2 separate regions of the Homo sapiens genome follow, and region 2 is linked to region 1. The links are chromatin contacts, found by Hi-C in ENCODE. All regions are on one chromosome and are shown on one strand. Each heading gives the region's core, a stretch centred on a gene start or an enhancer-like site at or near the end of the contact. The rest is flanking DNA. Distances are from core to core; before and after follow the strand shown. Region 1 holds the start of ZNF181 (zinc finger protein 181). Region 2 overlaps WTIP (WT1 interacting protein).

Evidence for each region. Hi-C counts contacts between places; a loop is a spot of excess contacts on that map. Pooled maps may share reads with other maps.
Region 2: a loop to region 1 is called in a pooled map, with 5 times the contacts of the local background. The contact joins the enhancer-like site here to the promoter of ZNF181 in region 1. A Hi-C loop is called at or near these places in 5 of 50 pooled maps.

What each region holds. Positions count from the first base shown.
Region 1 is chr19:34,732,169-34,735,781 of GRCh38, reverse strand. ZNF181 (zinc finger protein 181) reads right to left here and starts at 1,539. Exons shown (of 4, transcript NM_001029997.4): 1 at 736-1,539. The coding sequence starts at 744. RefSeq lists silencers at 1,297-1,356, 1,457-1,506 and enhancers at 1,787-2,176, 1,897-2,414, 2,632-2,691.
Region 2 is chr19:34,499,985-34,503,597 of GRCh38, reverse strand. WTIP (WT1 interacting protein) reads right to left here. Exons shown (of 8, transcript NM_001080436.2): 8 at 1-3,469. The coding sequence ends at 3,329. Among named protein-coding and RNA genes, the nearest start is that of WTIP, 20 kb to the right of the region's middle. RefSeq lists an enhancer at 1-179 and a silencer at 1,729-1,788. Within about 2 kb of position 1,922, at least 3 of the 41 ENCODE cell types and tissues checked have a DNase peak (open chromatin) inside an H3K27ac peak, as active enhancers do.

The sequences.
Region 1 (3,613 bases), core at 290-2,789:
CTAGTGACAGTGGCTAGAGCTCACAGGAATGAGGAGGCAGAGAAGGAAGGTGGGATCAGAAAGGTAATGGCCTAATTGTACAAATAGGTCATTGCAGAAGTGACTCAGTTAGAGCCACTGAAAAATTATAGGTTGAGGAATGACAGGAATTTATGTAACAATAGGACCACGGTCACAGCTGTACTGAGAACAGACTGATGAGGGTTAAGGGCAGATGCAGGGAATCCAGCTAGGAGGCTACCGCAATAATCCAGGTGGCTTTATTGCTATCACTACCGGGGTGGTAGTGGTGGTGGTAGTGCTGGGGTAACTAATGGTCAGATTCTGTATACAGTGTATAGCTTAGCTCCAACTAGAGGATCTGAATATAGGTATAAGTCAAAGGGAAGAATCAAGGATGACTGCAAGCATCTCTTCACTTGAGACCACATGGTACAGTTTTGACAACCATAAACCGAATAACCTTACATTCCAAAGTTGCATTGTGAATTACAGTTTTAAAATGTTGGCAAGACTAGAAAGTCTTCTAGCAGAAAACTGTAGAAAAGAGGAACACTGGGTGAGGAGGATAATACCTTGGAGCTCTCCTGTGGGCTCCGTCCTTCCTATACTGAAAGGAACCATGGATCCAGTCCCTTAAATGGACTTGGTTAGGTGGGAACAGGCAGGAGAAGCAAAGCAAACACACAGTCCTGATAAAGTGTTTCAGGAAGATTTGCGGACACACCGACCTACCTGAGGCATTACTCTGCAATTTCCAACAGCCAACAGAGTCCTCTTTCCAGGCTCTTATCTTAGAGATGGGCAGTGTCCTGAGGGCACAGAAGGGCAGGAAAAAGCAGTCATGAAAAATCAGGCTTATCTTGCGGCACCTGTGACACACCATAATGGAAAGGCACACTGGTAATCACTCTCCAGGGCGCCAATCTCTCCCTGGGAACTAACAGGGTGTTTCTCCGCAAGGGCTAACCATTTACCAGGTGCCACCTGCGAGGAAAATCAATTACTCTGTAAATAAAATCCTCATAAAACAATGGTAAAAACTTTATCAGCTCGTTCAGTCTTCACCACTATGCACGGTGTGCGTTCACATTTTTCCAGATCTATTTTTTAAACGATGACAAAACTGAAATTCCAAGATACTGAACCCATTTGTTCAAGGTTACACAACTGTAGAGCGCCGGCTTCATGACGACATAACCCAAAGACAACTGTGGCTGGCGTCTAACCACGCGCCCACTTCACTCTCACAACAGCGCCAAGAGGTCGGCGCCGTCATCACCCCGCGTTTACATAGGAGGACATGAAGGCCAGGAAAACCAAGGCACCGGCCGGGGTCACACCGCGGGGCAGACCCAGGGCCTGAGCCCCGCCGCCGCCCCCGGGACTCATACTGGCCGGAGTCCTCAGCAGGGCCTCACCGTCCCCGCAGGCGCCCCGCGTCGCTGGTGAGCGGGCAACGGCCGCCGACCTCTGGGGACGACACTGCCCAGAATCGTCCCGGAGCCTGGGAGTCGCCGTCAGGCCTGAGGCTACAGCGGGGCGGACCCAGTGCGCCGCCCACAGCCGATCGACATTTCCCAGAATCATCCGCGCAGGGGACAAAATTCCAGGCGCAACGAACCGCAGGTACCGGAAGACCACACTTCCCAGGAGTCTCTGCGGCCGCGCGGACCTGGGGCGCCGCGGGCAAACAGATCTCGGTTTCCTAAAAAACTAAACCGCCTGGGGCTGTCGTCCCAGAGCCCGGCAGTTAGGACCATGCGGGAAGTGTCCTGGGGCATATAGTCATACTGATGAGGTGAAAGATACACCTCGGAACCAAGGGCCACCCTCTACTTTTAAGGACAATGGCGCCGGGACCAAGAAACTACACTTCCCAGAAAACCGTGCGGCCGTGGCAAACTCTTCTGGGTCTAGCGTGCGCTCACACTAATGTTTATCTCCCGGGACGTGGGCAGACCTTGTACCAGGCGAGCTCTCGCCTTTGCTAGCAAAAGAGCTCCTCTCTTCCCAAACCCTGCTACTACGCTGTCCACCCTGTATGGTCTTTGAGGTCTTTGAGGTTTTTTTGGAATTCACTTGCTGGAGACTACAGCTCACAGAACGCCCTGGGCTGGATTGTGCCAGCTGTAGTTCGCGAACCAAGGACATTTCCTGGAAATGCATGCGGCCACGTATCTGTGACAGAAATGGCAGTTCTCACGTGCGTTACGCCCCCTGGAAGGACTTGGAAATACGGAACTTGAGTGAGCACTGAGAGGACACAGACCCTCATCCTGGGAGGAGTCACTCCTCCCGCAGCCATCAGAGCCTGACAACCGCTTCTCACCAGAGGCGCTTCTTAGACCCTGACCTTGCCCGGCTCACCCAAAGGGGCAATGGCCTTCTTTGTATGCAAGCCAGACAGTCTACTGTTGTATATTTGAATTTTTTACTTTATTTTTAATATTTTAATTAAATTTTAATTTAATGCTGCCTCTACCTCTGAGAGAGACAGGGAGAGATGGGGGAGGCCTGGAGTGGGGGCCCTGCGGGGCAGGGACAGGGGACCCTTCCTCACTTTGCACAATCTGGGAACCCTCCCCAAGCGGAACAGCCAGCTGCAGTGGAAAAGCACTGGCTTAGTGGGCTTCGTCCTGGGGACGAAGGCTGGGAGACTGCAGCTGAAAGGTGTGGGCTCCAGGAGGGCCGCAGGGGGCCTAGCAGCAGCGTCAGGGAGCAGAAGTCCGCCCTCCCTCCATCTTCCTTCCTTCTCTGGCCGCCAGAGCGCTCTGTCTCCCTCCCACGCCCACAGCTACAGGTGGAGCCGGCTTGGGGCGGGGGGGGGGTCCTCCTAGGGCGAAGAGGGCCAGGAGCCTTCCTGAGGACCTGAGGCTCCTCTGGGCCTCCCAGGGCTGGGCCTGTGATCTGATCTGCTTTGCCCTGGGAGGGACGTGCTCAGTGGTGGGGTTTGTGTAGCTGTCACTCATTCACCTGCCTGTGCTCAGCCACTCACCTGCTACTCCCATTGGCACCCACCCAGTACACATGTGGGTCGTCAGCTGCCATCAGGAGTAGTTCCTGCCTGTGTCACACACACCCATCCCACCCACCACACTGCAGGTTACAGGATTGCCCCACAAGCGCCACCATGCCTGCCTGAGGTTACCTGGCACACAAGTATCCTCACCTGCATGACATGACCAGATCGTGCACTTTCTATGCCAGGACCAGGGCCAGGGCAAGCTTGCACCTTCAGCCTTGGGGACACTGGGGGTGGTGGTGGCTGGAGGCCAGGGAAGTCACCAGGCTGGAGACATCATCTACCTCCAGGAGAGGGTTGATATCAGACATCTCCCATGCACCACTTTGAGCTATCTCAGCGTCACCTGGGACTCTGGCTGGCACTGTGACCAGCAGTTCCATGAAGGTTTAGACCACCTCTAGGCTTAGGAAGGGCCTCCCTTGCCATCAGCGTGGTCCAGGCTGCACGCCTGGTGACCAAGGGCTCTGGGCAGCAGATGCAGCCAGCCAGAGTGTTGGGGTGAGGGGCCTGGGCACAGGAGGGACGTGAGGCCTTCCCTGCACCCCCATGACCACCATTTCAGAGGGAGGACAGCAATTGTTTGGG
Region 2 (3,613 bases), core at 673-3,172, 230 kb after region 1:
AGCAGAGACCACATCAGTGGGGGTCCCCTTGGGCAGGTGGGGGGTGGCATCCAGGGCTGGAGGGTCACAGGCCACTGGCATGGCTCAGCCCAGTTCTCACACAGCATCCTCCATCTCTATAATCATGGGGTCAGTGTCACCCCTGGGCATGAAATGGAGATACTGCTGTTGGCAAATGAGCTTGGAGAGCAGAGGCCAAGACTTCTGGGTGTCAAGTGAGGTGTCACAACTGGGGCCTGACTTCATAGAGGCCAAGGTTTCTTCATAGAGGAAGAAACCCCGGGAGAGTGGCTCCCACGGAGGGAACTGCCATGCACAGCTCCGGGGGAGGAGGTGGAGCAGTGGCCACCAGCCCTGACAGAAGGCAATGCGGGGCCCAGGGGCCCAGAAAGAAAGGGCAGAGTGTGGCCTGGTGAGGCCACTGCCCCAAGGGCCTATGCAGTCCCTTGACTGCGACCTTTGACAAAGTGTGTTACTTGGGTGGGGTTGGGGGGACTCCAAGCTGTGATGACTCAGGCCAGCTGGCAGGAGCGTGCATGGTGACCGGGATGGAGCAGGGTTCAGTGAAGCAACCCCATGGATATAAGCACAGGGCCCACCATGGCACATGCAAAGGAAGGGGAGGAGAAGGACCGGGTTGGCAACAAGGAGAAACCCGGCTCAAAGCAGGTTTGAGGGAGGAAGCAGAGAGGACAGTTCAGAGGACAGCTTTGCAACTGACCAGTTAGAAGGCAAAGGAGCCCAGGCCAGGCACGGTGGCTCAAGCCTGTAATCCCAACACTCTGGGAGGCCAAGGTGGGCTCGCTTGAGGTCAGGAGTTTGACACCAACCTGGCCAACATGCTGAAACCCCCTCTCAACTAAAAATACAAAAAGTAAGGCCAGGCACAGTGGCTCACGCCTGTAATCCCAGAACTTTGGAAGGTCAAGGCGGATGGATCGCTTGAGGCCAGGAGTTCCAGACCAGTCTGGCCAACATGGTGAAACCCCGACTCTACTAAAAATACAAAAATTAGCCAGGCCTGGTGGCGCACACTTGTAATCCCAGCACTTGGAAGGCTGAGGCAGAATGCTTGAACGTGGGAGGCAGAGGTTGCAGTCAGCCCAGATCACGCCACTGCACTCCAGCCTGGGCGACAGAGCTAGACTCTGTCTTTAAAAAAAAAAAAAAAAAAAATAGCTGGGCGTCATGGGGCACACCTGTAGTCTCAGCTACTGGGGAGGCTGAGGCATGAGAATTACTTGAACCCTGGAGGCAGAGGTTGCAGTAGGCCCAGATTGTGCCAACGCACTCCAGCCTGGGCGACAGAACGAGACCCTGTCTCAAAAAAAAAAAAAAAAAAAGCCGGGCACAGTGGTACACACCTGTAATCCCAGCACTTTGGGAGGCTGAGGTGGGTGGATCGCCCCTGAGGTCAGCAGTTGGAGACCAGCCTGACCAACATGGTGAAACCCCATCTCTACTAAAAATACAAAATTAGCCGGGCGTGGTGGCGTGCGCCTGTAGTCCCAGCTACTCGGGAGACTAAAGCAGGAGAATTGCTTGAACCCGGGAGGCGGAGGCTGCAGTGAGCCAAGATTGTGCCACTGCACTCCAGCCTGGGTGACACAATGACACTCCGTCTCAAAAAAAAAAAAAGAAAAGAAAAGAAAAAGCAGCTCAGCTAGCAGGAGAGAGCCAGCACCGGAGCCTCCACGCCTGGACTTTACTCTCTGGCCCCAGTGGGATCACCTCCTCCAAGAAGTGGCCCCTGGTCCTGCTGAAGGCCCCACTCTAAGATGCAGCGCTCTCCACGCTGTGTAAGTCCCTGGCTAAGGCTCCCTGACCACCCCTGTACTTGCCGGCTCAGCCCACCAGGTGGCGCCCGCGCCATGCCTCGGCCCTGCTGGACTCCGAAGCCGCCACTTCCCTGCGGGCGCCTCCTGGTGTTTGTTCCCTTGGGCTCGGCCTGGACAGCCCTGCTGGTTCCCGGAGCCTAGCCCAGCCCCGCGAGTGATTCACAGAACTCACACCTGACGGTGGGGGAGGAAGGGGAGAGCAGCAGCCAAGAGGTGGGTCCAGGCTCTCCCAGGGGCGAGTGACTTCAGTCCAGATGTCCCCTGAACCCCTGGGGATTCCGCATCAGGACCAGGGCCTCCCATGTCCAGACCCCACATTCCCGTCAGTGTGTCCCGGGGAGCACGGAGGGACCTCCACACTGCATTTCATGGGGCGACCGCCCTTAACACCCGGACACACACGGAACCCCACACTACCCTAAAGTCTGAAAGGTGGACACGCGTGGCGAAGTTTTAGAGGAATTTCAGGACAAAAGTCCTGAAACCACAAGGTTCTTACCACCTGAAAACCAGCTCCGTAACAGACAAACTAGACACTTGTGAGTTTGCCGGCATTTGCTTTAAAAATAACAAGGCTGGTCCAAGATCTTAGAAGAAAATTATATTCTTTTAAAGAAAATGAAAATATCCTCAAGGGAAAAACTTAATTTAAGTCAAATCTTGTCCTTTTGTCGTGGAGCCCCTTGCCCCGCGCGCAGACACAGGCTTTCCTGAAGCGTGGCCAGGGCGCCCCTCTCATCGCTCCTGAGCGTGACCCGGGGCTGGAGCCGCACGGGGATTTTCCCGAGCTGAGCAGGGGGGTCGGGGGGCCCAAGCCAGGAGCCCTGGAAGAGGGAGCAGGGCGGCAACTGGGGCCGCAAACACCCATCAAAGTCCCCAGGACCAATTCCCACAGACACCACGTGGCCACAGGCAGTGCCCTTTGCAGGCCCCCTCCCCAAGGGTGTCACCCCTCACCCCCTCCTGGGACCCCGCCTAAACCAGGCACCCTTCCACCCACCAGCAGGAACTGCGCTAGGAGATGCAGGAACACCCATGTCCCCGCCAGCCCCGCCTTCCAGACCACACCCTGCCCGGGAGTGCGCTTTGCGAGGTCGGGGTCGGGGGGGAGGGCGGGGGCCAGGCCCCTGAACAACAGACAGCAGCTCCCACCCAGCAATGCAGCCGGGTCACCTCGCACCCCTGGCCAAGGCAGGGGCCCTCTCCAGCCTGGTGACCCACGGCCTACCCTGAGGCTGCAGGGCACAGGGGGCCTCCAAGTGGAAAGCTGGTGATGGGGTGGGTGGGAGGCAGGGCCCGCAGGGAAGTGACTTGAGCAGGCACAGACGGTGAATAAATAGAAGCTTCCACGCGGGGGTCCGGCCCCTGCAGACAGCAGCTCGGTGGGAAACTGATTGGAGGGAGCTCCCCTGACGCTGACCAGGGCCACCCACGCGGGCCCTCCCTCCACACCCACACCCACCCCGGCCCAGGGACGGGTTTTCCCCTGCTCAGAGCTCAGTGACGTGCACAGTGGGTGAGGGAAGAGGCCCAGGTTGGAGGCGCCGCAGGTGGCAACGACGACACAGTAGGTGGCCCGCCAGGGGATAGCAACGGCGTCCCTCCTCCCCGCTCAGCTGCAGCCCGCAGTCCTAGGGAAGAACACAGCCCCCAGCCCCAGAGTCAGCAGACAAGCGCACATCAGAGGTCACGGGACGGGGGAGGGACGGAGGGGAGGGGCAGATCTGCAGGGTGCCGCAAAACAACATGAAGACTCTTCCGCCGGGCGCAGGGGC